Linked DNA regions of Homo sapiens: region 1 is linked to region 2. Evidence: read pairs that join two places in POLR2A ChIA-PET (ENCODE). Cell type or tissue: CD4-positive, alpha-beta T cell. All regions are shown on one strand. Each heading gives the region's core, and the rest is flanking DNA. Links, peaks and the distances in the headings are about the cores only.

Region 1 (17,205 bases), core at 4,357-12,356, 62 kb after region 2:
TAAATATATGTACATTATCTCACTAAAGGAAGAAGCTGAGGAAAAATTAATATACATAGAAAGTTTATTTGGACCAAGCTTGCGGATTGCAGCTCTGGAGCATCGATTCAGTTGCCCCGAATATACACTCCAATTAGTGGCAGTCTACAAGTGGATTTTTAAAAGAAGAGGGGGTTCTTGAGTTGTTTACAAAAAAAATTACATTAAAATAACATCAGCTATTGATTGGCTATATGTTGTTTTTGTTTGTTTGTTTTGTGTGACAAACTCCAGAACATGAAGATAATGGATGAAGCAGCTAGTCAAGAACAAAATTACTTTGAACAATTGCCTCCACCATGGGTGGGGAAGAGGGGCTGGGCTGACTGAAGTCTCATACTCATGTCTCTCTGGGCCTGATAAATTTTGGATACCTCATGTTGCTCAGATTGCTCTGAGCTAGTTTTCTTTTCTCAACCTAAGTAGTCTTTCTGTGTATACAATTTAAAATAATTATATTCTGTTCTACATCTTACTTTTTTCATTTATTACACTTTTAACAACATTTTAGCTGTATAAGTGCATGTAAATCTGCCTATTCATTTTATAGTTATATGATATTAACACTTTTTATGAATGTACAATTTATACATTTTCTAATGACTTTCAGTTTGCCACAGTGATAAATGATGTTGCCCTGGACATCATGTGTCTTTGCATACCTGTGCAATTGTGCCTACAAGAAAAACATCTTTGTAGTGCAGTTGCTTGGTTAATGGCTTTTATAAATGAGTCACCACTACTACTATACTAGTTTCCTGGGGCAGTCGTAGCAAACTACTACAAACTTGGTGGCTTAAAACAATAGAACTATATTCTTACATTTCTAGACATCAAGGTGAAGAACCACATTCCTTAAAAAGGTTCTATGGGAGACTCTGTTCCATGCCTCTTCTAGCTTCTGGTGGCAGTTGGCATTCCTTGGCTTGTGGTCACATCACTTTCTGCTGGGCCTCCATCCTCACATCACATCTCTCTCTGCGTCTTCCTTTCTGTGTGTGTGTCTCTGAACTCCCTCTGGCTCTTTTTGTTATAAGGATACATGTGATTGCATTTAGGGCCCACCTGGGTAATCCAGGGTAAGATTCTCTCTCAACAGCCTTAATTTATACACTCTTTTGCCATATAAGGTAATATTACAAGTTCTGGGGATCCAGACATGGACATAGCTGGCATTCACCCTATTATAACTTTTTACACACAATTCTGCCGTTTGAGTATATCTTGTCCGAAATGCTTGAAACCAGGTCAGCTGTGGAATTTGTCACTTGTGATGTCAAATAGGCACTCAAAAAGTTTTGGATTTTGAAGCATAATTTTTCTGATTTTTGGATTTGGGGATGTTCAACCTGTATTAGAAATCAGGGGAATTGTTTTGTATGGGAGGTGTACTTCCAATTCTTCATAGATAATTATATACTGGTTTATATTATTTTTTTCTAACTTGCCCATTATAAAGCATTTTTAGTTAGTTTGACCCTTATTGCCAGTTAGCATTCTCAAAGTCATTTAACCACCGCAATAGTGTAGTCTAAAAACAGGTTTTGTGTTACTGACATTTTGTGGTCTATGAGCTATTGATATCTCTCTTGTCTAGATGTCAAAGTAAATTAGTCAATAGGATTTAAGAGATGGTTCACTCTGAAGAATAAAATAGCCTCTCGGGATTAGAGTCCAATTTTAATTTAATTACATGTTGGGAAAGAAAAGATTTGGTTCAATTTAATTTCTGTTGTAAAATTGGGTGAGTTGTCACCTAAACTTAAACACTGTACATTAATTTGATGTTGCTATATCCTTTTGTATAAAAAAAGAAAATAGCCAAAAAACCAGACAATTATTCTTTGAGAACAAATTAATTCATTTAGGTGAAAACATAATATAATATAACTTATAAACACTTTATAAGTAGGATGTAGAGAAAAACTCATGCTTTAACTGTAGGGCTTCTAGAGGAATTTATAGTGAAACCAATAGTCTAAGAACTATTGATTATTTTGGGACTTAGTTTGCTGAGTACATTATTTCTAAACTGTATTTTGAAATATAAACTTCTGGATAGCATGGAATATTGGTAAGACTTCATAGAATGGAGGCATGCTGGTTTAGGTTTCAAAAGTTGAAGAAAGATTATTCACAAAATAAATAAAGGAACATTCTAATATTTTATGTGACTGAAAGAGTCTTGAATAAAATATTATAGTCTAGCCATGGATCATCACTAATAGTTTCATTACTCCTATGTGTTACATATTTTTCTCCATAGTTTAATCAACCCGTATTGATTCTAAAAGAAAAGGCAAAGTTATTGGGCTTCAGTCCATCCCACCACATAAATTGTTGAAAAACACCTGAAGGTCACTCTTGTAAACAGTGATATTATATTGGAGCCTATACACTCAAAAACATTATGGACAGCACAGGTGTAAATAAGCTGGAAAGATGATGAATTTCAAAAGACTTTGAAGGATAGTTGTAGTTTTTGAATTCCAAAGATAAGAATATAAATTCTGATGAACAAGACCATCAGAATGGACATGCGCAAGAACTGAAATCTGGAAATTCCCAGAGGAATAAAATCGAAGAAGTATAATTTTATGCAGAAAAAGTTAGCTTTCATGTTGTGTTATAGTGGAATCAGCAACAAAAGCCCTAATGAAAAAAAATACTAGTTGTGGTAGCAATTTGGTCACCTACTAGACATTATACTTAAAAAAGTCACTTTGCAATTCTGATCCTTTATGCCCTCATCTATGAAACGTGATTCAAAATACCAGTTCCTTGGAGTTCATGGGATTATGAAAATAAATTATTTGTATTTTTAGAAAAATAAAAAGCTCTAAAACATTGTTTATTTTTATGCACCCTATTACAAGTAAAGCCAATCATAAATCATATGGCATGTGTGTGATTACTAAGGATCAAAATTAGCAGATGACAAAGCCCAACTTCTGGCTATAATAATTAAAGCTACTTTTGTAGGGGGAATAAGCTTTATGCCTACTTGGACTTCAGGAAGCAGTCCTCTAAATAATGGTTTTTCCAAATTGAAGGAAAGCCTTCTCACTGGCTTAAGGATTGTTGGTTTTCTACAGGCTTTGTAGTCAGACACACAAACTCTAAAACACTACCTTTTTAAAAAAACTTTTAAACCACTTTAATGGGGTATGATTTACATACAAAAAGCTGTCTATAATGTATACAACCTGGTTAGTTTGGAGATAAGTGTACACCCATGAAACCGTCACTGCAATATATGCCTTAAATATATCCACATCCAAAAGTTTGCTCCTGCCTTCTTTATTATTGTTACATTTTGAAAAGAACACAACATAAGATCTACCCTCATTCCACATGGTTTAAGTGTACAATACAGTATTGTTAACTACAGATAATATGCTGTACAGTAGATCTCTAAGATCTATTCATCTTGCATAATTTTATCTTTGTTTCTTTGACTAATTCCTCTCCATTTTCCTCTTCTAGTCACCTGGAAACAACTATACTATTCTCTGCTTCTATGTTTCCTCATCTTTAATGTTTCCACTAAAACACTACCTTTCATTTTTAAAACTAAAGATTAGTAAATGCATTGTATAAATATATCTGCATAAGTGTATATGAAATATATGATAGTTAATATATGTAAAGAAAAGGATGTAACATAGATTAATATAGATATAACTGTCAAGCAGAGTCTTCCTGGATTATTTACCCATTTGTTGAAAGGAACTCTGGATGTGAGTTAGTCTTTCTGGAAGAAAATGGGTCAATTATGTTAAGGTGCTGTGAAATTTCACAGAAATGTTGGTGAGCATATATAATTTGGACTTGTCAAGATCTCTTTTATCTGGTCCCTAAGCTGGCCTGTATAAATTATATTAATTTTTTTTTCTATTTTCTTGGAGGGCTGCCACATGGAGCCTGTATAAATTATGAGTGTAATTAAGCACATAGACTGAAAGATCAAAACCTAATTTTTAGATATGCCTTAGGCTGTCTTCTGAGGCTTTGCCTTGAAGCCAGGGAAGTTCTCCCTGCCAGAGGAAATAGATAGAAAATACATTTCCTCAAAATATAAAGGTTTTCTACCTTTGGATGAGCTGGTTACTTGTGGTGGGATGGAGCTGCTGTTCTCGAATTACCCAGCTTTAAAAAGCCACCGATGGGTCCGAAGCCTCCTGGTAGGACCAGAGCTGATGTATGAGCCTCTTCTCACTGCTCTAATCCCAGGCCCAGGAGACCCATTTAGTGTGAACTCTTCATTCCTACCACAAGTTAGACCTTTAGTTCCATCCTTATGAATTTCTCATATCCCTGACTTTTAAGCCTCTTTACTCATAGTCTTCCTAGTCCCCACCCTCCATTTCTCATGGACTTGGCATGCAGATCACACTTGCTTCATCCTCTCATAGAAACGTCATTTGACCTGGTGGCTGTGTTGCCTTTGTTCAGCACTTTAGAATAGGTGGCCCTGGATATAAGGCAGACACTGGTTATTTAATTCAAAGTATTGACATTTTCTTAGTTTTGATCTAGGCAAAGAAAGCCTTGGTCCAAACAAAACAAACTCTTAGGTACTAAATTTTATATATTCAGCACCATATTTAAATTGAAACAAAGATATTGGATGGATTAGAGATTTAGCATATTTTTCTGTCGCCCCGATTTGATTAGGAAGTGTGAATTCTAAATCAGAAGATCTCTAAAATAATTTTTGTTTCCTTCCTAAAACCCAGTCTGTCTTATTATAAGCCATGTATATTACTGACAGTATTTCTAATACTTATATTTTAATTTTTTATTTTCATTGTCAGTGGATATTTAATTTATTTAATTGAATTTTAGAGAAAATTATTTAAATGAGTATAGGTAATTATTTAAGTGACAGATAGTGAATGCCAATAAGAATTTTCTTTCTTATAATAATAGGCTTGTAATCTACTGTTTTTTTCAACAAAACCTAATTTTTTTAATCTTATACTTTTTATTTTAATTTTTTCTCATGCGCATGTTTGGTCATTTTAGTCATATCTTAGTTCTATTATTATATTGACGAAGATATATTCAATTTTGCTAATTATTAAAAGATGTTCAAAATTTATTGAGGTGATTTAAAGGCAGTGGCTCTAATTAGGCTTATTGAATTCAAATATGCATGTAACAATTTGTTTTCTATTTCTTTAGATAATCCAAAATCTACTCTACATCTTTTCCTTTGTATTGCCTTCAAATATCACTCTTCAAAGTTTAGTGACTAGGCTTAAAGATTCCACATATAATCCAAAGAAATCTGTTCAAGTGGACATCTATCAACACGTAAAACTATACTTTTAACTCTGTTTTTCTTGGCTGTGCTTACAAGCTGTGCTTGTTAAAAGAAATAAGACACAACAGATATAAATTGTATGAAAATGTTACAGAATTGGGCATAGGAAAAAAAGGCATGAAGCCAGAGTGTGTATGACTTGAATCTTGACAATTGGTCAACTCAAGAGTCACTAATGAGGAAGAGGTGACAGTGTTGGAATTGGAATTTTTGGAATTGATTGGTTCTGGGTCTCTTTTCTAATGGATCAGTTAAGAGATCATAAGATGTCATTTTATATGAAGAAAAACAAAATAAGTAGTAGATAAGAAAATGAAGAAGTATGTGAGTGGCGCCTTGCACCCTGGAACCCATAGTTATCATTCAAATCAAGGAAATATGCTGAAAACAGAAAGTAAAATTTCATATAAATGAGAAATAAATTGATGAACTATGGAAAAACAAGTAATACAAAACAGAAAAGATTAAGGAGAAAAAACGCTTAATCATATGTTTTTTATTTAAAGGCAAGGAAACTTTTGAAAGGAATGATTTGTGTAGCATCTGAGAAAATAGCTTCACTTTTATAACAAAGCAGGAACAATTTAAGTAGTTGACAATTCAGAGAACTAACATACAGTACATTAGAAAAACATGAATTTAATAGGGAATATAAATCAGAATTCCTAGGTGATATTCCTTCAGGCCAGAATGTAGAGAAATGTGAAACAGTTGATTATCTATGGAAGGCTGATGTGCAGGTCACTTATTGTCATTCAGAACCATTAACGAAAGAACACTTGTGCATTAAAATATGTCTGGGGATATGATTGATACTTAGAGGAGGATATGTAGTTGTGTGTATGCATGTGCACACGCACGTGGGTGCACATGTGTATGTGAGTTTGAGATAGAAAAATGGGAAGAGTTGAAGGAAAAGGCTGGTAGTATATGCTATTACTATCCATTTTTACTTCTTTCCGTTTTTCTGATGCTTCCATTTTTAGTCCTTTTCTGAATTTGGATGGTGGCCTCATCATTTACTTGTATATACTGTAGTCAAGATATATTTAGCAAATATTCCTTTCCTTTACTTTTCATTTAGGATGTTATCTAAAGCCAACCTCGTCTCAGGCACTTATACTATAATTGCTACCAGCATTTGCCTTGATATTGCTGCCCCTGTCTAGAAAAGACTGTTAAAAAAAAAAAAAGTCTGCCTCAAACAAACATATATGGGCCTAACATTTTATTTTGGTTTATTTCTGTTTATCTTTGTTACAAAACAAAACCTGAAACTTCATACTTACAGAGATAAAATGACAGCAGATGGCATAATGGGTGAAATGTTTTCTTTTTCCAATTTCAAATATTTATAGCTATTTATTGATCAATTTATCTTTTATTTACCCTATTATATGCTAATAACTATACTGAGAACTTGGGGTACAATAATTGACTTGTTATCTTAGACTCTGATGGGAAAGATGGGTAGTAAATAAATCAGTAGAAATGTTATTTGAAGGCAACAATATTGTAGATGTTTCCAAATTATTCATTGGGAGAATCAGGAATTTGGAGCAAAAATCTATGTTTTCCTACGATTCAAATTGAAATCAGAACTATAAGAAAAGTACTTATTACAATAGCTTATAATATTGAGATAAGAATCTAAACAGTCCTGAATTTTTATGAAATAATTTATAGAATATTAACTAGGGAAATATTGTTAAAACTGATTATGCAACTATTTATGATTTTAAAGAAATCCAAATAAATGAGATATTCAAATCTTAGAACTGTACTTCTATATAGCACATTTTTATTAAATTTATATACATAAATATATACACACATTGAATATACATATATACAGGTAAATATTTACTGCATTTGTTGTTTCTTCAATTCTAAGAAGCACATATTTCACATTTTAACATCTTTGAAATGAAGATGTCTTACACTGGATGGCATCTTATGATCATTGTTGCTAAGGTGGCAGGAATGGCAGAGTCATGGCCTATGCCTATTAATTGTTTCTGATCATGATTGTACAGTTTCAGTCTTTTGATATTTCAGTCAATAAACCGTTTGTGGACCATTAGAGGAAGGAATATAAGTTCCGTTGTTCACTGAATATCTTCTGTTGATATTTTCTGGTAAGATGAAGAACATCAGTGTCAAAATTTAAAATGGCATAAGCAGCTTGAAAGAAATTCCTAGAGACAGTAATGGAGTACTCTGTAGAAATGCCAAACCATGGATGCTCTTTATAGGCCAGAGGAGGATATTGTGTAAGAAAACACAGCTATTGCAAACTGTGATTCAAAAAGTGATTCAGAAGAATCATAATCCGATTGTGAAAATATTTAGCAATACCTAATGAGTTAGAAGTTGTTTTCTTTTAGTACATATTTATACACGTAATTTTGATATAACTTAAAATTGTTGTCATTTTCAATTGGATAAAATGTATTATGTAAACATGTATAACTGAAGCTATAGCAGAGTATTCACCAGTATGTTTACATAGTTTACTCTAGTGTTAGGATTGTGGGTGATTTGCATGTTTTTCTTTACGTATTTTTTTATTTTTAAAATTTTAAATTACTAATTAGTATTTATATCTTTGGCAAATGATAAATAGTTATTGATTTTAATCTTTAAGTGAAAATTTATTTTAAATGTGTAGGGTAATTACTGAAGTATAAATATGATGCCTAAACTTCCAAATTTTAGAAGGACAAGTTGGAAGCTTTTTTCCTTTGGTGTAAGCATAACTAGTAAAATAAAAGAACTGATATTTAAAGAACAGAATGGCTCTAACTACATGAAAAGATACTCAAAATTATTAGTAATCACAGAATGCAAATTAAAACTACAATGAATTTTTTCATGTCTACTGCATTAGAAAAAATTTTAAAATTATGCATTGGTCAGGATATGTGACAAGGAGAACTCTTATGCACTGCTGGTTTCAGTGTAAATTTCTACAATAAATCTTCTATAATTCCTGTCCAGTATCTCTGAAGAATTATTTGCACAAATGCCCCAAGAGAGGAAAGTACAGGAATGTTCATAGGAGTATAATGACATCTAACTGGAGACAGTCCAAATCTCTATACATAGTTATGGGTTACATATAGATATAGATACATACACATGTATATTCAGAAATGACATATGGTCAATCCTTATTATGAGTGGTTCCATATTTGTAAATTTGCATATCCACAGAAATTTGTGATTCACAGCACTTTTGCAATCATTTGCTGACATGCACAGAACAGCAAAAAAATTTGTTATGCAACACTTACATTCCCAGCTGAAGTCAAACAAGGCAAGACCCTGCCTTCTGGTTTTAGTTTTCTCTCATACTGTAAACCAGTATTCTTTTTATAGTCTAATACCATGTTTTTCACATTTTGTGCTTTTTGCTGGTGATCTTGCTGTTTAAAATGGTCCCTAAGAGTAATGCTGAAGTGCTTTCTAGCATTCCTCAGTACAAGAAAACTGTGAAGTGTTTTATAGAAAAAATACTTGTGTTAGATAAGCTTCATCCAGACATGAGTTACAGCGCTATTCGCTGTAAGTTCAATGTCAGTGAATCAGCAATATGTATTAAGTAAGGTGTCTTTAAACAGAAACACACATAAAACAAGGTTTTGTATTGATTGGTTGATGAAAATGTGATCAGAGTCTCACAGAAACCTATCCTTGTTTTTCTACTATGTGCAGCGGTTCAGCATTTGGTAATTCAGTGTTCATGGTGACTTTACAGAACACAGCTTCCATGAATAATGAGAATCAACTGTACTCTGTGACATCAGATTTATAAGTCTATGTGCATCATGTCTGAATCTAAAATTATAATATTAAATTTAAAAACTGTTTCCAAGATTATATATGTCATATGCATATTATTACATGCATATAATATAGAAAATTTAATATATATTTGAAATATTAATAATTGTATTAAATAATTATTTAATTATTAATTATTAAGAATTTAATTTTGACTCTTTGATCTATATATATTTTAGGTAATGCAAATTTTATATAAAATGTAATATATTTAGTTTATGTATTACATATAAATTTAGGAACACATACACATATACATATACACACGTACATATATGGTAAAAGTATAAATAAAATTAAGTTAAAAGCCATCATACAATTCGGGATAGTTGTTGCCTTTTGGTAGAGAAAGAGTGATGTGGTCAGAGAGGAACACACAGAGGTGTTTAGATTAAAAATGGCTATTGCTATTTTCTGAAGATCCTAAAATTATTTCATATTTTTAGAGAAACTCTGGAGGATTTCACATTCAGCCCCAACTATGACTTATTGAACACTTAACTATGTACAGATGACTAATCTGAGGCAAGCATACATTATTTCATTTAATTCTTATATTACTCTTGTGAGGTAGGTACTCCATGCAATTTTTTTCGACGCTCAAGATGAGATCGTCATGCAAAGTTCACTTTAAGATTTGGCTTTTAAAAGTTATAGCTTCTACATTAAATGTAATAAAAGACATGTAATTTGGAAAGCCACATATATATTTTTTCTCTTCAAAAATGTAATTTTAAGATCTTCACTCATCTTCATTTTATGTATAATTTTAAGAAAAATTAGGATGATAGGTAAATTTGTCTAGTACGTATTAGTCATGCCATTTACATGTAGTCTTCTGTCAATGCTCTTAATTACCTTGTAAACTAAATATAGTTATTAACCTGTTTTTACAGATGAAACCACAGACTCAGTTTTATTACTTTACTAAGTGTTACAGAGTAAATGATGGAGCCAGTATTCGTAGCATTTGAAGCTCTTATGCTTAATTTTCATGCCACAAGATGAAACCATGTAAAGGAAAATAGGCTTAAATTTACAATTTCATAATAAACTAGAATTTTAGAAAATAGAATTGTGTATATGTGTGTGTGTGTGTACATTCTGTCTTCTATTTTATTCTTTGTATAGGAGCAAACCAAGTAGAATGCTTTTAAAGGGTCTATAAGTTCAAATTATTTTAATATAAGAGTGATACATTTCTTAAGGGGGGCATATTTAAATGCTGGGAAAATTCTAATTCATAGAATTTATACTAGTGTTGACACCTATTTATTGTGTGAGTCTGCACACACCTCTTTACTTTCCTATGGGCATAGTTTCCTGTCTGTAAAATGGAAATCCCATATTTATAACATGATTTGAATATTAACAAATTATAATATTTGTATTGATGTTATTATTTTAAAATATGGGTTTAAGATTACTTAGAAATGTTATTTATGATCTTTGAAGTGAGTGAAAAATAAATAATCCAGTTGTATTTCTGAATGTTTACTATAGCAGATATGATAAAAACTACAATAGTTTAAACTCAAGAATTAGTAATAAAAGATGGTTTAGTTTTCTTTATGCAAGCAGGAAAACTGCAGAGTGAGGACTTTAAGCCCCATAACTGTTTTTACACGCTGATTATACAACAAAGAGTAGTTTACCACATAAATGTCCTTCGGTATTTCCTCAGTATTCTTCTAGGGTTTCTTTTTTTAATTTTCAAGCAATAAAATAGGTACTTTAAAATATAGTAATAAAATTTAGTAATATATAGATTCAGATTCTTTAGACAACTTTCAAAGATCATTTGCTATTTTCAACTGGTTTCACTAATACCTACAATATTTATTTCCTTTTCTTTTTTCCTTAAATATTATACATCTTCAAAGATACTATTTCCAATGCACATGTGCTGTAAACTCATCATGTTAGGTTAACTGATGACCAAGGAGAAATAAACCTATCTTCCAATTAATAGATGAATAGATAGATAGAAGACAGAAAACGTTTATGTTTCTAAGAAAGCAAAAATGATTACAAAAGCAAGCTGTACACATGCTGAAAACATACAAACCATCTCAAAATAATTGTTGAGAGGTGTGGTATTTGGGGTTGATTTTAGCAATTTTAGCATCTGCACGACATTAACTTATAGAAGTGGCTTTGCCCCAATTACTGTGATTGACTAGGATCTACATTATGTGCATTAATTGTTTGTGGTTAAAGCCTTTCATTTGACCTTGTCACTATAGTTTCCATGACATTTTTTGGTAGGCTTCTAACATACAAATGTGTACCTATAAAAAATCTTTCAAGTTATTTTATTCATTTTTTGAAAAGCAGATGCCTATGACCATTTTGATCAATAAAAAGAATACTATGGATATGCAGAGAGGATGTAATAAAAATGCCGAGGATTTTTTTGCTTGCTTTTTTTTCTCCCTAAATTACATCACTCGGCAGTCTTATTTCTAATTCTATTTATATTATCTGTAGAGTCAGCAGTGATTAGTGAAATCCAGTCACTGCTATTACTATTTTACTTAGGTCAGGCTTCTTAATATCTCTGAAATTTGTCACATTTAAAAAATAGAAAAAATACCTTAAAAGGCTTTTATTGAAACTAAACTGAATAAATACTTACTGAAAATAAAAAGCATTTATTTAGCATAATAAGTACACAGTATTTATTGAGTGAGATCCCCTTATCCATTTTTGTATACCTATAAGATTACATTATAGGTTACTTTGAGTATCATGCATTAATTCAATAAGATAAGTAATTTGAACTCTTGAAACTATTCCATCAAATTAATGCCACTGTATCCAAAGCCATATTTTATATGTGTGTATTTAGTCAGGAATAACTTTAAATTTTACTTTATTGTAATTTCTTGGAAAAATCAAAAGGGTTTGCCTTTTTCATACCATTTAACAATTTTTAAAATTTGTTTTACCTACGTTGTCTAATAGAATGGTAGGTGCATTTATCATTTATACCTCTACTTCCTATAAAAGAGTAATTTGAGACTGCTTTTTAAAAAATAAACATAAAACATCACATTGTACCCCATAAATATATAATAGATACAAGCAAATATATAAAAAAGCTAATTTTTTGATGTATGAGTATGTGAAGAAGACATGTAAAATATATTTATAAAAAATGTTTAAAAAGGAGATATTTTCTGTACAAATCATTGTGGCAATTAAAAGTCTTATTTAGCTATTTTACTTTAATTAAAAAACATTTTAGGGATAGGGCCTGTCTCTGTCACCCAGGATGGAGTGCAGTGGCTCCATCAGAGCTCACTGCAGCCTTGAACTACTGGGTGAGTATAGTTAGTAATACTGTATAGTATACTGGTAATTTGCCAACAGAATAGATTTCAGGTGTTCTGAGCACAAAAAAGAAAAGTGGTAACTCTATGAGGCAAGGGTTATGTTAATTAGGTTGACCGTAGTAATCATTTTGCTATGAATATGTATAACAAAACATGTTTTACACCTTAAATATATAATTTTTATTTTTTAAAAATAGTGGGGGCTGGATGCGGTGGCTCACACCCGTAATCCCAACACATTGGGAGGCTGAGGTGGGTGGATCATCTGAGGTCAGGAGTTCGAGACCAGCTTGGCCAACATGACGAAACCCCATCTCTACTAAAAACACAAAAATTAGCCGGGCATGGTGGCGCCTGCCTGTAATCCCAGTTACTAGGGTCTGAGGCAGGAGGATCGCTTGAACCTGGGAGGCACAGGTTCCAGTGAGCCAATATCATGCCACTGCACTCCAACCTGGGCCACAGAGTGAGACTCTGTCTCAAAAAAAAAAAAAAAAAAAGAAAAAGAAAAAAAAAAGAAAAAGAAAAAAGTGAGTTAGAATTATCTCTACAATCATCAAAAAGCGTAGACAACAGAAAGCAATAAAAAAAGCCAATAGATCATGTCAAAAGGCTTTGCATCCATCATTTCGTTCCTTGGCTTAGCCTTAAACAGGAAGGAAAAATGAGACCAAAAGTATCAATTAATGAGGTTAAAACAACTGGTGATTGAAGTAGAATATGTATCAGATCTATCTTAGAGCTATGACTGATGTATAATGTAAAATGGTACTTCAGTTCAGATCTAAATTCTTAACTTCACTTTGAGTAATTTTTGTTTCAATAATCAAATTAAATTATTTAAATATTTAGCCCACAATAATCAAAGGTATATAACTTGCATCAATTGTTTTTGTACATTTTCTGGTAATTTTCTGAGTATAAGAGTGTGAAAAATATTCATGAAAAATCATATTGTAGTTTTAACTGGAAAGTACTATTTTAGTGACTATGAAGAGTGGTAAACAAAAGGGGAAATAAAATTTAAACTGTTATTTCATTATTTTAATATAGGTTACTTGAATTTCCACTAGAGGAGCAGAAATGCCACCAATGCCAAGTGCCCCACCTGTGCATCCACCTCCAGATGGAGGATGGGGTTGGATTGTGGTTGGAGCAGCTTTTATCTCCATTGGATTTTCCTATGCATTCCCCAAAGCTGTCACCGTATTCTTCAAAGAAATTCAGCAAATATTCCACACTACCTACAGTGAAATAGCATGGATTTCATCCATTATGCTGGCTGTTATGTACGCAGGAGGTAAGCTTCTTGCAATAAATAGAATCCTGAATTAAGAAAATAATTCCTCCATGTCACAATGTTTTACATGGAGTGTCTTGGTATATTAAAACCCTGTTTTTATGTTATAGTCACTTAAAACCAATCAAAAGTATAATTAGAACTGAAATTTCAATGATTTTAGTGATTCAGCATCTTAAGCTATTTGCTTCGAATTGAGTCTTAATGGAGGATTTGTTTGAATAAGAATTTGTAAGCACAAAGCAAGATTTACTAAATTATGGAATTTCTAAGTGAGGCTACTTCATTTAGTTTGAAATAAAGTCCACAACATATTGCTGATGTCATTTTTCACAATCGCTACCTCTGGTAGAAATGCTTTCTTCTGAATGAGAAGAAAATTTAAGTTGCTGACAGTTTATAAGCCCAGAAAGTACATCACTTTAAGCTGCAAAAATGAAGGGTTAACATGTACATTCTAGACCCATTCAAATTTGTGTGACTGAAATAATTATTTATCTCTATAAGGCTCATTAAATAGGACATCTTTTTAACTTAAATTGTTGCTTGGAAATTATCTTATTACATTCTATGTTCAAATGAGGGTATTAGTCATGAAGGATAATGAAGAAATCAAAGTACCATCCCACTTCTAAATGTTGCAAATTTGGAATTATTGGTGCCTTATTATGTCATCTATTTTCTGTAAATCAATCTCAATAGCAGACCAGACTCTCTTGTAGAATTTTTTGAAAGTCATTACTTAAAATATGTCTTTTAGCGTTTTTATTTTTCAAGTGGATATTTGACTTTAAGGGATAGATATAGACTCAGACTATAGTCATTTAAAGAAATTATATCAATTATCTTCTGTGATTTCTTATTTTTCAAGTAAGGATAATATGGCTCTTAGTCATGAAAATATAACATTAGTATAATATCCAGTATTTAGTAATATTTACTTTCACCCAAGGCCTAAGTACTTAATATGTGTGATATGACTTAATCCTCTTAATGATCCGTGAAATAAGTATTATCTTCTCTTTATTCCATAGCTAAGGAAATATATACAATAGCTCTCCCAAGTCAAACAACTTGTTAGTAGTAAACAGAGACTGTAACTCCTAGCATTTAACACCTGTGGTCTCTGACTTTCTCATAACTTTCTCTTTACATCTAGAGAGTGACAAAGCCAGATCTGGCCCAGGCCTTCTATAAACCTGATTCAATTCTTTCTACTTCAGCTCAGTGGCTTGTGTACCACCTCCACCAATGTCATTTGTTCAGTGACATAATAATTATTCTTTAGGACATTATCTTTTTGTTGTACTACGAAGGTAAACAGTTGATCCTGAAATAATTCCCTGTGTGTGTGTGTGTGTGTGTGTTTATGTGTGTTGGTGTTGGAATGTGTTTTATACTTTTTATATATAGTGACTTTATATTAATACAGCATATGTTTCCCTTATTCATTTGGTTAGGTTAAACATGCATTTTTCTTCCAGTATCAAAAGGTATCCTTTAAATACTATTTGGGCGTGTCAATGGAAAATTCTACTTCTAACACACATTCTATGAATCTCCTTTGGACAGTTGCTTTATAGATTGTAAGAATGTTATTTCTTGTGACCATAGAAACAGTAGGTATTGTAGAGTAGATATTCCTGTATCCTGTGGGACAGGTGTTGTTTAATAATGTTTTGCTAGAGCAGCACACAGTCATCTTGATTTCAGCTCCAAAACGTGCTAATATTAAGATATGTAGAGGGTTTTCTTGCCTCTTAAATACAATTGAAACAGTCTCTTCTAGTGAATTAATATAAGTCCATTGAATTTGAACTTCAGGTCTTACATAGTCATAATTCCTTATTGAGCAGATAGTTGACTAACTCATCAGTAGGACAAAATTTTATATACTGTTTTAATTAAGCCAAATCTTAATTTACATTCTCTGTTAGTTTTCAGACCTCAGAGTCTTGATGACTTAAAACAATACAGGTTATTTCTTTCTGAAGCAATGTTTCAAAAAGTGGCTATTCCATCACCCAAGGCTTTGTATGTTGTTCCCTAAATCTGCTCCATCTGTTGGACAAATAGTAAAGGCAGACAGCATGGAAGATCATATGGACTATTTTAGGGGGTATGCCTGGGAGGAATAAACATTATTTCTGTACATATTCTATTGATCAGAACTCTTATACTGCCCTACCCAGAGTTAGGGGCCATGGATGCTGGGAAATACAGCCTTCCCAAAGGAAGAAACAGAACTACATAACATCTAGCCAGTCCTAGTCAGAGCCTGGTATCTCAATATTCTCCATTGAACAAAAGAAGCATGTGTTTATAGACTTGCCTATGACAGCCCTCCACCCTCTGGCTGGATCTAAAAGGAACATTAGAATGAACAATGGCATAATTAACTTTCTCAAACCACTAAATCTCAATATGAAATTATAAAAAGTAAATATACTATATTTACTACAAATAAATGTTTTTATTTTATTCATACTTATTTTTCTATTTTAATATATATGGTATAATTTTTTAAAAGCACAAAAGAACTCTTCTGAAATTCATGAAGAAAATGGTAGTTTGTTAAAATAGTTATAAATTTGGAAAAAGCTGCCTTAAAATTTTTAGGGTGATAGATGAATAAAATATGTCTAAGTTAAATATTAACAGGGATTTTATATATGCTTGTTTTGTGAAAGCAGTGCTAGATACATACAAATTCTTGGTATTTAGTAATTGATGAAGGCAATATCTAGGTGAGATCCAAGTAAGTACCTGGAATATTGCCTAAAGTCCTCCATTATCGGGGCTAAAACATGCAAATGTTTCATCTCTGGCCATAGAGAAAAGTCAGGAATTGCAGAAATTCTGCTCACCTTTGGTCCTTCTTTTAAAACTGGAAACACAATTCTAGGCCCATTGTCTAGTGGATGAAAATGCTTTTACCTGCCATGTCCACTGTTGAATATAGATCTTACACGTTTACATAGTTTGTTGGAAATAACATCTATGTCTTATCCTGATAATTAGTTTCTAATCTTTTAACCAAAAATAATTGGCACATTTAAAATTATAATCTAATGTGGAAATAATTTTCTTAATGTGGATGCAGATAATTTTTTTTCAGAAACATAGTAACTATTTAGAACAAAAAGTCTGATATAGTCAGTTAATCTAAGACACAGGTATTAGTCCTGTTACTCACATTGCAGTCTTTCTTCAACTGTGGTCTACAGAATGCTTAGCTTCTGAGTCATGAGTCTTGTTAAAAATGAAGTCCTAGGCCTTATCCCAAATCCCCTTTTATCAGGATTTCTGTTGTTAGAGTTCAGAAACTTGCATTTTAACAAGCATCTCTGAAA
Region 2 (17,205 bases), core at 5,737-13,736:
TACTTTTTTATAATTCTTCACATTGACCTCAAAGCAGTTTTACTAAAAGACAAATTTAATCTTATTCCTCCCATGCTTAAAACCCCATATTGACCTCTATTTGTTGTTTTCATCCTTAGCTCTTTTAAAGTCTTAAATTATCTTGCATCTTACACTATCATATATTTTTAGTGTAAATTTTTGTCCCTTCTGAACACTCACTCAGTTCCTTAGGGCAATCATGTACTAGCCTCCATCAAGAATTATGTCTTTGAATACTCTGTTCTTTATATCTGAAATGATTTATCCAATCTTCTTCTCTAAGTTCTTGACTTTCATGACTCAATTCAATTGTCCCTTTCTGTAGGAAATTACGCCGGAGTCCCATAGGAATAATTCATTGCTTTCATAGAGCCGTAAACAAACCCTCTGGTAGCTTTTAGCACATTTGAATACAATTATATACTTATATGTCTGCCTCCCCTGCTATGTGGTGAGGGAAAAAACACATCATATTCTTTGTGTGTGTGTAAGTGTGCGTGTGTGTGTGCATGTGCGTGTGTGTGTGCGCGTATTTTGTCCAGTACCTAGTTCAGGGCCTGGCATATGAAAGGTTCTTAATTACTGACTAAATAAGTGAATCAATTAATTAATGGCCCATCTAGCCTTTGAATTGAATTTTCCAATCCTTAGGATATAGCTAGAAATAATCCCTTAAGACTACATTAGATTCTCAAAAGACTTTTTAAAATCTTCATTTACATTGCTTGGAGGTCAGTTTGTCTGTCCATTTATCTGGTCGGCGTGGGCTGCTATAATGAAATAATGTAAACTGGGGAGGTTACACAAGAGACAGTTACTGCTAACAATTCTGGGATTGGAAAGTTCAAGATCAAGGTGCTAGCCAATTCAGTTCCTGGTGAGGGCCCTTTTGTTCTGACGTAGAGATGGCCATCTTCTTGCTGTCCTCACATCATAGGCCTGGGAGAAGCCAGCAAGTTCTCTGATCTCTTCTTATAAGGACATTAATCTCATTATGAAGACCCCTCTCATCACAACCTCATCTAAACCTAATCCCCTTCCAAAGGCCCCACCTTCTAATACAATCACATTGGGAATTAGGCCTTAAAAATATGAATTTTGGGGGAACACACACATTCAGTCCATAAAATTATTCATCCAACTGTATCTATCTGTCTCAATTTCTGCCATATACAGTGGTAGAACAGTACTTGGAGAATCCAGGAATCATTCAATGTTTTCTCAAATAATTATAATAAAATCTTCTATTCAGAAGCTATGTGCCTATTAAAATGATACTGTCTTCTCATATTTGTTTAGCTATTATGTTATAACCAGTATCCATATATACATGTTGTACATTAAACTATTAAAATTATCTACTAATAAGTAATAAAATGAACGAAAATAAACTCTTTTACAAGCAGCATTTAAATGGAAGTGGTAGACTCTATTATAAGCCATTGCTATAAAAGCCTTCCACTATAAAGCACTTAAGAGGATGTGCCTAATAGGAATTCTTATCCTTCAGATTTTATTGTCATTGCCACATATGCTGTATGACTTTCTGTGTCTAAACATTTGATTTCCCAATTTAGTATACTTTTTTTTTCACTGTGGGTACCTATTGATATTTAGCCTGTCCTTGAAGAAGGACAACTCAGAGTCCACCCTTTCTAATGATGCTATCATGATGACTCCAGCTGGAAGAATCTGTTTTCTCTTTTGAATTTTTTCTCACTGATAGAAACATGCTTCTGGAACTCATTGTGTATTATCTTGCCCTTTAAATTTTGTATTCATTGCATGTAAACTTTTTGAAGAAAGACACCATTTTTAAATCTTTGTATTCTATGCAGTAGGTACAAATTGTCTTATACATAGTAGTCACAAGTCAACAATTATTGAAACGAAGAACAAAGGAGTGAGAACTGGATTGGCATTGTGGTAATTGCGATACACCCTGACTCTCCTTCTTTCTTTCTGAATACACCACTGAAAATTCGGCAGAATGATGGCTCTCTGTTGTGGTCACTTTCCTTGGTGTGGTATGTTTTCTCTTTGGGAAGTTTATAGTCTCATCTTGAGCATTATTACAGCTTAACATTAAGTTGCATATATTGGTTCACTTGTGGAATACTCTTAAAATATGAACAGATTTCCTGTCTTTCATGGGACAAAATGTAATCCAGTACATTTTGCAAATGGTAGTAGTTAGACACAGTTGGAAGATCATGCTTTAGAAGCACTGGCTATTTACCAGTGGTGTGAAAATTGACAGCTTAATAAACCTCTTTGAGGCTGTTTCCTCATCAGTAAAATGTGTCTGGTGAAATATCTTTCATCAGGGTTGTTACAAGTATTGAATGAAACACATACAGAAATTACTTGGCTCATCCTCAGAGTGCTCAAAACAAGTCAGCTTTCTTCTTCCAACTAATGGCTATGAACTAAACAAGATGATTTGTATTTAGCACAGAGTCAAATTGCACTATGAGAAAACCTATCGTAGTAGCTCTGAGACTTCAAATTTTGAAAATTATTATGTCAATGGAATATATATGCATCAAATTTCTAATAGAGTTTTTTTACACAATAACTATTTCATAATAAGTTTGTAGAGTTTAATCTTTCCAGGTGCTAAGGTGTAAGCTAATTCCTTGATAAGATTAAATGATTAAAATCAGTGGTTTCATGGTATTCACAAGGAGAAGGCCTTCAATTTGCTTTTTGTCAAATTGCATATTTAGAAACATAAAATACATTAGATTTGTTTCAAGGACAAGTAACTGAAAAATTTGCTGCATATGTATTGTATTCTTTTTCAAAGGGGATATTTATAGCTACATATTAACCTCTTAGGTAGTCTTAGCTTATTTTTGGCTAAAATTCAAAATTAGAAATGTTTTAGAATAGTTACGGTGGCAAGGGTGAGGTAGAGATTGATGGAAATGTGCTTTCAAGCTGCATCAATTTGGTATCCTGAAGAGTTTTACATATACTACAAGGTTCTTTCTCCAACTGTTACTAATAAATGGATTTATTTTCTTTCTGAATTGGAGCTCATAGCTCAGGCAAAGACATTGGGTCTTCTGCTGCTAGAATAGGCCTTTGGGAAGAAAATAGTTTCCCTTCTGTACTTTCGCTTGTAGCAGAATTCAAGTCAGTTATCTACAGAAGACAAACCTCAAACATTCTGGGACATCAAACTTGGAACAGATGGAGATATCTGCTAGGAAAAGAGCATTGGTACTGGACTCAACAAGGCCTAGTAATGCACTATTATGTTTATATAGCCTCCAGGAAATATTATGGTTCATGTTGTCTGTTAGCTATTATTATATATACTTGCCTCATCAGTCCATTTATAACGCATTGAGTATACAACTTGGTTTTGTAAATTTTTATTTCATTTTAAGTTCCAGGGTACATGTGCAGGATGTGCAAATTTGTTACATAGGTAAACATGTGCCATGGTGGTTTGCTGCACAGATGAACCCATTACCAATAGTCCAGCATGTATTGGATATTTTTCCTGATGTTCTTTCCCACCCTGGCCCCAGTGTGTATTGTTCCCCTCCTTATGTCCATGTGTTCTCATTGTTCAGCTCCCACTTGTAAGTGAGAACATGCAGTCTTTGGTTTTCTGTTCCTGCGTTAGTTTGAGAGCCCTACTTGTTTAAAGCACCGTTCCATGTAGAGATGGTTGGGAAAGTAAATATAAAAGCATGGTTCATGCCCATAAGTAGCTTAAATTAGTGTGTGTGTATTTGTGTGTATGTTTGTTTGTGTGTGGGAAGTGGGGTGGGAAGAAATAAATAAGCAAATAAATTACTATAAGACAGAGTATAAAAACCCTAAGACAGTAGAATCAAAGATGAGAATTTGTTTGTCCTGAGAAGTGAGAGGTCACATTTTTATGGGAAGATGTCAATTAGAAGACATCTTTACATCTATAGCTTAAAAGTAGACGGAATGAGTAAAAGACATGCTAGCAGAGGGAAGATGGAACAGAAAGGAAAGGGTAGAATTAATTTAACTTCATTGTATACAATGTAAATAGGAATAAAGAAGATTAAACTTAAATGCTAGAATTTCATCTGCTTTGACTTTTATGCACTTTTAACAAAGTATGATTTTAGATTTGTTACTTAAAGTGGTGGAAAAGAAAGGGAATTGAAAGTTTCTAACCTTGATTTTCTTTAGATTTTTAAAACTTGTCTGTGTTTCTCAACCTCAGCACTATTAATATTTCAGATGGGATAATTCCTTTTATGGGGGAGGTTTAGCCCCATCCCTGGCATCTACCCAGTTCTGGGACTAGGGTTGGGTAAGGGAGGCAGCTGGGGCACAATATTTAAGGAGGCATTCATTCTTTGGGGCTCATAAATTTTAATCCTGTACTTGCACAACCCTGAATTCCTCCTTAAATCTTGAGCCCTGGGCACCTTCTGTGCCTTGCCCTAGTCCTGACACTACCTCTGTCCTCTAGAAGCCAGTGGCACACTCCCAGTTGTGAAAGCCACATGTTTCCAAGCATTGCCAAATATCCTCTGAGGAACAGTATCACCCCCGGTTAAGGTGAAATGCAATCCAACTGGAATAACTTAGCATATTTTTTTATTTGTAAAATGCCAAAAGGAGCAGCCAGCAGTGTGGCCTTTTTTGTATTCAAAGTAGCAATTAAATACAGGTGTACTTTGGGCAGTGTATGAGTGGCTGAGACACACTTGGGGAAGAAGGGATTGAAGAGAGCTATGGAAAGAAACTGTTGTGAATTAATGGGCTGATGAGTGTTGCGTTAGGGAGAATTGAGGATTGTGTGAAAGTTACCAAAAGGTGAGGTATCTATTCTGCTCTTAATAATATACCCGACTTCCAGGCCTTGGTTGCATTGAAGAATAATAATTCTGATGTTCATCCGGGGGTGGATATGACAAGATTTTGAGTTACATTTTTCTGATCCTTGTAAAAATTCTTCAAAAATCTGCCATGTGCTTGTACTTTATTTTCTTTACATTATACAAAGTTAGGCAGTCTTTTTGGTTAAGGTTCCTTTGTACTATTTGTATTTGCTAATATCAGTTCTACCCAACCCTACTCTATTCTATTTTCTTGGGTTTTGAGGGAAGCTATGATACTTCAGAAACTGCAATTTGTGCATTATGGCTGCCAAAGTAACAGATACATCAGATACTAATGGACTACTAATCATATCAGTTCATATGAGATCACAAAGCCACATTGTATTGTATGTAGTCTACAGTTTAAATAAGAGAGATATTGTTACTTAACATTTAGCAGTAGAGTTCAATCCCTACAGTTCCAGGTGTTTCACATTCGGTGATGTGACACCTAGTGTGGTGCTTCATTTTTTTGCCACACTTACTACAAAAGTTGATAAATAATAATAATGACAAATTAAATCATTCAGCTTCATAGCTCACTGTATTAGTCCATTTTTACACTGCTATAAGTAACTACCAGAGACTGGGGTAATTTATGAAAAAAAAAAAAGAGATTTAATTGACTCACAGTTTTGCATGGATGGGGAGGCCCCAGGAAACTTACGGTCATGGTGGAAGGTGAAGGGGAAGCAAAGCACATATTCCATGTCAACAGGAGAGAGAGTCAGGGGAGGTGCTACACTTTAAAACCATCAGATCTCCTGAAAAGTCACTTACTATCACGAGAATGGCATGGGGCCAACCACCCCATGATCCATCAAATCACCTCCCACCAGCTCCCTCCTTCAACACAAGGATTACAACTGGAGATGAGATTTGGGTGGGGACACAGAGCCAAACCATATCACTCACTAACTTCTGCCAGGCAGGCATTGTGCTGTATATTGTATTTGCATTTAATGCTTAGTAACCCTTACTGATGATTACTAACATTATCCCTATTTTATGGATATGGAAACTGAAACAGCCGGGTTCATTATCTTGTCCGTAGTCACATGGTTAGGATCACTTGATTCCAAATCTGCCAACTCTGGAATCCGTTCTTACATACTACATCAGGTCTGCCTGTAGATGGCCTTGTAGATTGTGCAGAGTACCTCCAGGTGGTAGCAGCATGCACACTGTGTGCATTATGAGCACACTGAGATTATACTGGGAGGTACATGATAAGTGCCAGATGAATTCCAGTGCTTTTAAATGTTGTTTATTTTGTTAAAGAAAAAAAATTATTCAATATTACTTGTTAAAGCTTGGTAAGAAAGACTTTATTTAATATCATCACCATAGGTATGGGAAACCACTGCAACTGCATGTTATAGTTGGTGAGAGAGATTGAGCAAGTGAGAATTCATAGCCAAGGAGCAGGGTAGGGGTTAGTAGGTGGAAAATTACTAAGAGGAAACTTTGGGGATAAGGGGGATTCCAGCCAAACCAACCTTAACGAGATTCTTACTGAAGATAGGCCAGGGTGGTCAGATATCACCTGAGGGATGGTGGAGGATGAAGAGCCTGAGTAGATATCCAGGGCAATGCTATATCAAAGGTGTAAGGTTTTTGCTAAAGCAACATAGCAGGGCTCTTTGCTAAAACTGGATTTTATAAGAAAGTGCACAGATGGGCCTTGAAGAAGGCTTAAGAGTCTGAATAAAGTTTGACCAAGTAGAGAATTTTTGTAAATTAAAACAATTTTATCTTGAATGCTCTACAGTGGGTGATAGGAAAGAGGGAAATGATTTATTTCTTTTGTTTTCCCTGCAAGGATATTCCTAGATATAAATTATATTGAAAAAAGGATGGAAGGGTAGAATGCAAGGAAATGTTGTTTCTTGCCTGTTATGGTTTCCACATTCTAGTTCAGCTGATGCACTTGAGAATGCAACTACCCCTTTAGAACTATTCTTTCATCTAGTGTTAGTGAAAATTGTATAATGCCACCACAGTTCTTTTTCTGAGGCCTAAGGCTAGAATATTCTCTCCCCATTATTTATTATTGTCATGCAGCCATTAGCTTTTGCCATTAGAAACTATGCTTATACTAAAGGTGTTACAGCTGGATGTATGTGCTCTAAATTCTCATTACATGCTGCTGACCTCTCCCTATAAATCTCAGCTTGGAGTTATCAGCTTTCTACTTGTTGGCCCTAATTGGAAAGTTCTCTGCTATATACAGGTACAAAATGTACTATTGGAGCTTGAATTTCTGCCCCTTATTAACATTGATTGCCTGGTTGACTTATTTCCTCAATTCTCTTTCCATTGGAAATCTGGCTGAAACAAATTCCTCAGTTTTATATACAAAGTGAGCTTATGATAGAACACATTACAAATCATGCAATGCAATAAATGACACAATCCAATGCTTTTGCCATTAAAGAATATTAAAATATCCTTTACTTTACTAATTACTTGAACACCATTTCTTCCACTTAATAATCTAGAAACAAATTCATGAATTTTCCAGCAGTTTGAAACTTATTTTTATCTGTTTGAAAATCCATGTATCAGTTATACAATAGTATTTTCCATGAAGGTTTTGTAAGGAGTTATGTTATAATTTCCTAAAACCTATCTATACTTCAGATGGATTCTATTTTGACAAGACTCCTGTGTAGCCCAGAGGTGGCAGAGGGGATATTTCTGACTTGATTTATCTGTCCATCAGAAAAAAATATTCCTTCTTCTTCAGAGGAAGGTAGACTGTATACTGCACTTAAAACTCTTAAACACTCAAAAATCCCTGTTCTCGGTTCTTTATGTATGTTAATAATGACATGCTAGAAATCAGTAGTATTCAGAAAGATTCATCTTAAGTGCATACTTAGAAGTATCAATGTTTTAGTACATATTTAAATATTTAAACAGTTATTTCACCAATTTCTATTAAATGCACTTCTGTAAAAAAAAAAAAAAAAACTGTGTAGGGTATGCTGAATGTGAATTTTGTTTTCCTTACATTTTTATTTATTTTTTTCTATTAGAAACTGACTAACCAATCTTCAAATAAAGCAAACTTAGGCTTCATGAACTCGTGAGATAAAATGATCAAAACTGTGTAGGTTCTAAATTAATACCTGTTTACACTTACGATATTTGAAGAAATTAAATAAGAACACTTTCTGTTTCCCTCAGATGAACTTATTTTTCCCAGCATTAATGTCAAGAAACAATCAAAGAGGAAAACATTAATGTAGAAAATTTTCATCATTGAAAATTGAAGTTAAATTATTATTCTCTTTTTTTCTAATGTATGGAACAAAAGTATTTTAGGCCTTTTCTGATTAAGTTATTCTACAGAATGTTCAGGCAACATACTTTTTTTTACATCTGGTGACAAAAATAGATGCACAAAATAGGAATTTATTTATTTATTTATTTTGGGACAAATTCTCACTGTGTTGCCCAGGTTGTAGTGCAATGGCACAATCACAGCTCACTGCAACCTTGACTATTCAGGCTCAAGCAGTCCTCTGCCTCTGTCTCCCAAGTAGCTGGGACTACAGGTGTGCACCACCACACCTAGCTAATATGTTTTAAAGTAGGAATTTATTATCAGATATTGCAATTTGCAGAATTATAAGGGTGGTGGACAAATTCAGCTGGAGAGACAATAAGTAGTACATACATTTGGAGATATATGATGAATTTGATTACATGAATTTAAGATTAGAAATTCCAATGTTATACTAGTTTTATGTAGTGCTGGGCACACTGTGATAATCCAGATGCTAATCCTTAAGCACATCTACTTGATATGTTGTTACTTTTCATGTAGTATGTAGATTATGAGAAAATAATTCCTGATTTCCCATAACTTAGAAAATTTTGTTTTTATTTCCATTATGGGCCTGTAGAAGTCAAGTACCTCTGACCTTTCAGCTCATTTCTTTGAACAGAAAATAGTTAAGAATAATCAGCTTCTACCCTTTGAGTATTAAAAAAGAAACTGTCACCATGTCACATGATTCAAATGTAAATCTAGCTTTCTGCTCTGGCTTAGTAGAAAGATTATCTTTGCTTTAGCCTCTGACTGCTTTTAGTAAAAGAAGCAGTCCCTTCACTGCCCCTTTTGTGTGCACATTGAAAGGGAAAGAAACCAACATGTCACACATATTTAAATTTTTAAAAAGTACCTAAATTTAAGATACCACAAAGTGTTATTCTCAAATCTGTCGTGTGCTGCCTACATGCCCAGAGCTCAAAAGAAACTGGTAAAATGCATTTTGGGACAAAAGGATTTTTTCTGCTAAATATTTTAAATCTAATAATCTGATATTTTAGAGTGACTAGTTATTTTCACCTCGGTCTCGTTGAGGCTTTCCTGCTCATTTATCATTCTCTTTCTGTTTTTTTTTTTCTCTTCTTTCTGTTTTAGCATTCACCTTTGTAGGGTTAGAAAGGTGTGAGACCTTTTCTCATACATCAGTCAGAGGCATTAGACTTACATAATAGGTTGACACTCCTATAGCAAAAGACAGGTTAATGAAAAAAGCATGGCAAATTTATTTAATCAAAGTTTTATGTGATATGGGAGCCTTCAGAAATGAAGACCAAAGACCCAGGGAAAACCGTCTGTTTTATGTTTACGTTCTCTTGTGATTTGACTGTGTTCTCCAAAGTTCATGTGTTGGAAAGTTAGTTCCCAATGCAACACTGTTAAGAGGTGGGGCCTAATGAGGTGATTAGGTCATAAGGGCTCTGCCTTCATAAGTGGATTAATGCCTTTATCATGTGAGTTGATAAGTTCCTGTGAAAGTTGGCTTGCTATAAAAGCAAGTTTGGTTCCCTCTTGCTCTTTCATGCTCTTTTGCTTTTCTGCCTTCTGCCATGAAATGATGCAGCAGGAAGGCCTTGTCCAGATGCCAGCACCATGCTCTTGGGCTCCCCATTTCCAGAACTGTGAGCCAGATAAACTTCTATTGCTTAGAAATTACCCACCCTGTGGTTTTCTGTTATAGCAGTACAAAATGAGCTAAGATTCATTTTGTAAGCTGTCTATTCGATAAAGAATAGACAGCTGTGTTGAAATGTAACTGGATAAAAGTATGGGTAAAATGAAATGGTAATAGGCTGAAGGAGGAAAACCCAGCAAAACCTGTCTGTTCAGATGCTTTTTGGACTCTTTGTGTAGCATTCTTTTCTCCCAGGAAGGGGCAAGATCTTTCTGGAATGAGAATCTTCAAGAAAGAAGGGACAGGGGAGGGAGTGACTTTCTAGATTTTATGGCTTGCTTTAGAGAAGAGGGGTTCTAGATTCTGTGATTCACTTTGGGAAAGTAGTATATCATTTTCATTCTTTCACTGACCTAGGAGATAATCCTATTTTAGAAATGAAGAAAATTTGATTTTTAGAGCTTAACTAAATTTTCCCAATTCACTCAGTTCATTAGTGGTTGACCCAAGAAGACAGACCTGACTTTTAACATCTTAAATATTCTACAAGTAATTCTTATATCTCTGAAAATTTAAACATTTTCAAAATACTTTCTCCAGTCTATTTGGTGTAATTTTTAAAATGTCTTTCATGATAATTTTCTAGGAAAAGGTTTGTGTAAGTTTCTATCAGAGGAGACTAGAATCTCTGTTAGCTGTTTTGGCCTACAATTAACACAGGAAACATGATACTAAGTACTTATATGAATATCAAATTACGAGAAGAGTTTATGTATTTTTATGTATCCTGATGGGTTATTACATCTTTACTATTAACATGTGAGTTGCATTGTATGTTGGTAGTTGAAACTGATTTGAGCCAGAATAGTTAATTCTTAAACATTAAGTTTTAATTTAATAGCTTACAATCCTATTCAGTTTTAATCTTTCATTGGGAAATATAAACTGAGTAATACATACATGAGCAAACTGTATAATACTTTTGGGTGATGGGCTTTAGACTTGAATAATTCTTTAAAAGTGCATTGGTTATATTTTTTCAAAGTTTTTTCAGCAATTTTCAACACCTGTTTCAGGAGTTGAGAGCTAATTTTTCATAACACTCTTGTAATTGTTACCATCATTCTTTGGCTTTATCCTTCTGTATTCTGAAAATCATTTTTTAGTTTACTCCATCAATTTTGTTTGAGACAAAACAGCGCATTGTTTGGCTCCTTTCTTATTTCTCTCCTTACAATGTTTTTACAGATATTACTGTTTATAAGCAATAAAACAAACACAAAAGCAACCTAAAACTACGATATCAAACTCTTTGTAACAATGAGGGGGTTGAAGTCATGCTGTATAACCAAAGTGATTAAAAGGAAAAAAGAAAACTACTGCTTCTTTTTTGTCATTCTGGTTTTTGAGACCAGATCTCACTCGGTTGCCCAGGTTAGAGTAGAGTGGTACAATCAAAGCTCACTGCAGCCCCTGACTCCGGGCTCAAGCTATCCTCCTGCCTCAGCTTCCCAAGTAGCTGGGACGAGAGATGCAAGCCACCATGCCTGGCTAATTTTTTTGTATCTTTTGTAGGGACAGGGGTCTCCCGATATTGCCCAAGTTAGTCTCAACTCCTGGGCTCAAGAGATTCTCCCATCTTGGCCTCCCAAAGTGCCAGGATTATAGGCATGAGCCAGCATACCTGGCCAACTACTGTTTATCTACACATGCACACAACCCTTCCGACACCAAATATATGATAATTTTTCCCTTGCCAACCATTCTCCAATTTTGTCTCATACTAAATGAGTGTCTTACAATTTAACTCAATTCTTATGCTAATGGCCCAGAGTTAGTGCAGACTCCACAGGTTAAGGGCTCAATCTCACAATACGTTTCCATACTTCAGATGCCAATCACATGTAGTATGTCCCCAGATCTCCCACAACTTCTGTCCAACATGGCCACAAATTGGGGATTCCAGCTCCTTACTCAGGTTCAATAATTTGTTAGAACAGCTCGCAGAACTCAAGGGAACATTTTCTTATAGTTACCAGTTTATTATAAAGGATATAACTCAGAAATAGTCACACGGAATTGGTGCACAGGACATGGTGTGGGTGGGGGTACACAGCTTTCATGTTCCCTCTAGGCATGCCACCTTCCCAGTACTTGGAGCAGCATTAACAGTTGTAACTATTTCTCAGCCACATGCCAAATTTAAATGGTTGTAAGGAAACTCAGGAATGTTGCTAGAAACAAAGAAGACATTAGGCTCAACACAATTAGTAAGCAGAACGAAAGGGAATTTGCAATTTACTCTAATGTTTTTAATATTTGACTTTTGGGGGACATTTCATGATTAGAACTTTTGTGTCCTATTTAAATTTTGGTGAATGTCCCTGTTTTATAATTTGAAATTAAATCTTGGGTTAACTTGAACTTTATGCCCCCCCAGAGAAAAAATAATTTAGAATTTCACTTTTCCAAGCATTAGGATTGTTATTTTTGCTTGTTATGAGAAATTAAATACGTGACATTCTGAAAAAGAAAGTAGTGCTTTTCCTAAAATAGTCTCGAATTCTGTCTATCCAGATAACAAGAGGATCCATGCCACCGTTTACTACTAAAACTGTTTATCATCCCATGTGTTTGCAATTGTGTAGGATTTTTTTTCAATGATTTTTTCCTTTTTTACCATTTGATTGACAGATACAATGAAAGTTTTTCACAGCCCCTATCCAAAACAAGTTCTGCCATGTATTAAAAACTGAAAATACCCATCCTTCATCTTGGAAGCCTCATAAAGAGTCTGATATTCTAAATGTATTTTCTAAAACATTAAAAAAAGAAAATATTTTGGTGTTTTGCCAAAGTTCCCTTAAGAATTTTAAAACTAATATTGTGTAGGTTTTTTAAAGAGGAACTGCATGTATGAAAAAATGACTTATGTGGTCAAATTGCATGCTTAGAAAGGTTTCTAGTTGAACAAAACACTGAAGGCAACATTTGTATAGAAAATTAAAAATATATATATTTATATGTCTATACATACATATTGTTTGAAAAATCTTATTTAACTGTTTAAGCTTTATCTATAAATTGGAGATGTGATAGCTGCCAGGAAATGATGTAGGGAGAAATGGATGAAATAGCACATACAAAGTAGTTACCTGGGTAAATCTCTATCTTATCACTAACTCTTCCATCCCAGAGGCCTCCTTTATCACACAAGCTAAAGAACCAATTTCCACCATGTCTTATTCTTATAATCCTTTTTAAATTTAATTGATACAAAGCAGTCTTTTTAATGTATTTGTATTCCCTACTAGGGCAGAGACATTGTGTGTTCATTTGCTGCCAAATTCTCCAGAGTCTATTCTTATACATGGTATGCATTCATTTATTCATTCATTCAAAAACAATTCTTACAGCCTACTTTGCTTTTGATGGGGTTACCATGCTGAATGAAAAATGAAGTTTCTGCTTTGATAGGATATAAAAATAGTTTATTTATAAGCCAATACTTTTTTGATGAGTCCAAATATATATGATAATTGTGCAATAGTTTCTAGGGCTATTTTTTTTTAGCAGGTATCAGCATAGGAAACAAAATTAGTCCGTTGTACAAAATATTGCCTTTGTAACTTTTCTAATATTTACATTGAAGGGAGCCATTTTACATGGATATTTCTAATTTGAGGAGAGTTGCTTAACATTATTGGATGTCACTGTTTCTTACATTTTCCGTTAGTGAAAGAAGGGAGCCAATTCTGATGCTCTTCTACAATCCAGGGCTTAAAGAACCATTATTCATTGTACTTTTCAATGTATGTCACTTTCTTTTTATAGAATGTCTTTGTGGCCCTTTCCTAGATGTCATTAATAAGGCAGTGTAGAGTTTGTCCTTGGTGGGAAGATGTATAATAGTGGTAATACTTCACCATTTTGGATTATCAAAACTGTATCTATGTGCCCTAAAACACTGAGTAGCATCTAGCAAACCATATGTTTTCTAATATTGCTTTATATAGTGTTACAAAAAAAGTATCAATTTAAAAAATTATAATGCTAATTCATTTCAATTTAAACACAATCTAAATTAAGTCCTTTCTTATACATTTACATTCTGGAGACAAAGTTTTTGAACTGCATAGATGATCTAACAAGTATTTCAAAATGAATTTGCTCTGTTAGCATTTCCTGTACAGATTCATTATCCTTTGTTTCCGTGCTTCATTTTGACCCTCAGGCTTGGAATTCCTTACCTATAGTCCTGTTAGCCCATTGATTCCTCCTTATCCTTTAAGAATTATTCTAACCATTCTTTTTTTCTGGAACCTATTTCTGCCCTTCATTCACCCCAGGGTGGTTAGATATCCGTTCTTAGTGTTCCCATAAAATCATGCACATATTTATTTCGCTTACCATATTTTTCATAATTATGTTTCTTCATTTGCATCTCCTACTAGATTGTGACCTTTTTGATACTCAGGATTTTATGTGTTAATCTTTGTAACTCTAAAGCTTAATGCAGTACCTGTCTTATAGATGGTGCACAGTAAATGTACATTGCATTAGTGGATGAATAAAAGTTAAGAATGAAGATGGATCTGATTCTTCATGCAGAAGATAGAGCCTCAAGGAAGGTATAGTCCAGAAGACAAAGCACAATTCAGTGATGATGACTTTTCCCACTGTGATAGTAGTCAAAGTTATAGAATGAATGGGCAATAATGAAATAAAAATTGATTGAGGAAGAACATGCAATCTAGACTAGAGAATTGACTAACCATCAATTAAGATTGTCTTTATAGAGTTCAGTTGAGATAGATTCCATAATTGTTGTGAAGAATTTGGAAATTGTACACAGAGTAAAGAATTCTGAAACTTAGTTGAAAGTAACTTGTTGAAAAACCTTATAATAATTGGGAATACAGGCACAAAGGATGTTGGAAAGTTTATTGTAGAGCCATAGATTATTGATGAGTTATCACTGCCAGCATATCCTCAGAATACATTTATGTTGTCAATTTTTAAAAGCACTTGGATAATTAATTTAGATTAATATAATTCACTTAGATTCTGTATAAAATATTGGTAAATGATATTACTTCCTTGATTTAGACTTTACTTTCTGCCACAGACTATGCTGCATACTTTCATATGCATTAACTTTAATATTTACTCCAATGTAATTATTCACATTTTACAGATGAGGAAACAGAGGGTAAGAAAGCTCAATCCAATTGTCTTGGATCATAGAACTAATAACATTTCTGACATTAAATCCATTCCATTTGAATTGAAAGTCTGTACTTACACTACTCTGCACTATGACCCCAAGAGTCTCTAATATACATATAAGTTTTCGGCACAAGTTGAAAGTGGTAAGCATATATGTCTATAAATCTAGTTGTCTCTTACATAGTTATTCATTTGTTCATTTAGTCATCAAACATTTATTGGCCCTCTAGGCACTGCTAGGTACTGCATATGTAACATATCCATATATCATCATGGAAGTTACAGTGGAAGAGACTGGCATTAGAAATATAAACAACTGTATAATGACAATTTTTGATAAATGCTATGAAGAAAACTGGAGTGCCTTTTATTAAGCAGATTACAGAGCAGGCTTCTTATGTACTTACTTCCCTGTGGGCAAATATAATTAGATTTACAATATAGCTTACTGTAATTCAAGAAGATGCTTAAAATAGCTGTAGATAAATGGGACCACACCAGTGTAATCAAGCTGAACAGTCTGAAAACGTTGGTCTTCTAGCAGTCTTTTCACAGCACAGAGGGAATTTTGGCAAACTATGTGGTATTCTTGAAGAAAATCGTGGTGTTACACTTCAATAGGTTCTGAAAATTTACCAAATGTCACATCGGTATTTCAGTTTTGGAGAGTGACTTTGAAACTATTTCATCAATGACCTACATCAGTTCACAAAAGAACATAATTATCCATGGAGATAACTCTTAGGTTACCCTTTAAAAAAGCATTATCTGTCCTGCTGCAACTCTGAGCATATGGCAGATTTTGAATCGGAAATATGGATACAGCATTTGATAAGTTTGAATATTTGGCTTAAAATATTGATAACATTTGGCATAAAATCAAAATAGTAATATAACAGGAGAATTTATTTCATTTAGAACTTAGTAAAGGTGGGTGGTCAAAATAAATAAAAAAACAAAAAAATACAAACAAAGCAAAGCAAAACTATGTGAAACTTTGCCGGATGTTAACGACAACCTAGACCCTGGCTTTAGTGCGCATCAAAAGTTATAAAGTCTTGTCCGGGCACGGTAGCTCATGACTGTAATCCCAGCAGTTTGGGAGGCTGAGGTGGGTGGATTACTTGATGTCAGGAGTTCGAGACCAGCCTTGTCAACATGATGAAATCCCATCTCTACTAAAAATACAAAAATGAGCCGAACATGTTGGCGCATGCCTGTAATCCCAGCTACTTGGGAGGCTGAGGCACGAGAATTGCTTGAGCCTTGGAGGTGGAAACTGCAGTAAGCCAAGAAAATGCACTCCAGCCTGGGCAACAGAGTGAGACTCTTTCTCAAAAACAAAAAACAAAAATGAAAACAGTTATAAAGTCTTACGTTTTAGTTTTAGAAGTTACCTTGGACCTGTAATATAATATCATAAATAACTGGTACTTAACTAATTTCTGATTGCAAAAAAATTTCTAAGTTAATGATCTGTTTATTTGATTTTTATTTTCTCACCAACAAATGTGTGTTGTAACTTTACTTCTCGTTCCTCCCTCCCCTTTCAAAATTTCTTTATAACGGATAGAAAACATAATTTCCTGACAGTTGGAGACATTTTTGTAATTATCTGCAAACCTGCGAGGTTTAAGACTCTTATTTGTTAATGCCATTAGAAAGTGGTTGAAATGATTTTCATGAAGTAAGTAAAAATGTATGTGAAAGATAGAAGTTAAGCATGAAATCCAATATCATAATTGAAACCCATTATCATTTATCAACTTTAAACATTATGAGCCTTCCCTATTATTGTTTTTCCTGGAGTTTCCTTATCCTGTTAGTACTCTTCATTATCTCTTATGTCTTTCTTGTGTACCACTCTCACAGGGGAGAAACCTTTAAATTGGGTCTTGAGGAATAAATAGGAGCTTGCTCAACAGAAAGGTGACTAAGAGGATTTCTTAATAGGCACTGACATCTATTCAGGCTAGAAAGTTAAATTAGTTCAGTTTTATTATTGGATGTAGTGCAAGAGAAGACATGATGCTAAAAGAGAATAAAGCAGTGGTATAGGGTCAGATCAGATAGCAAAACCATTTGATATGGTTGGGCTGTGTCCCCACCCAAATCTCATC

Evidence for each region. ChIA-PET counts read pairs that join two places held together with the same protein. Peaks named below come from ENCODE experiments on the same cell type or tissue, not always from the same donor. Only the 100,000 strongest peaks of a DNase experiment are listed, where the experiment ranks them.
Region 1: POLR2A ChIA-PET joins it to region 2 with 11 read pairs; 2 of 35 experiments call an interaction of 5 or more read pairs at or near these places.

The regions. Positions count from the first base shown.
Region 1 is chr12:59,691,167-59,708,371 of GRCh38, forward strand. SLC16A7 (solute carrier family 16 member 7) reads left to right here. Exons shown (of 6, transcript NM_001270623.2): 3 at 13,606-13,852. The coding sequence starts at 13,636. Among named protein-coding and RNA genes, the nearest start is that of SLC16A7, 100 kb to the left of the region's middle. In CD4-positive, alpha-beta T cell, for the core only: no CTCF peak of the experiment used is centred there; DNase peaks (open chromatin) are centred at 7,655 and 8,615.
Region 2 is chr12:59,628,140-59,645,344 of GRCh38, forward strand. All of the region lies in intron 1 of SLC16A7 (solute carrier family 16 member 7), which reads left to right. Among named protein-coding and RNA genes, the nearest start is that of SLC16A7, 41 kb to the left of the region's middle. In CD4-positive, alpha-beta T cell, for the core only: no CTCF peak of the experiment used is centred there; no DNase peak of the experiment used is centred there.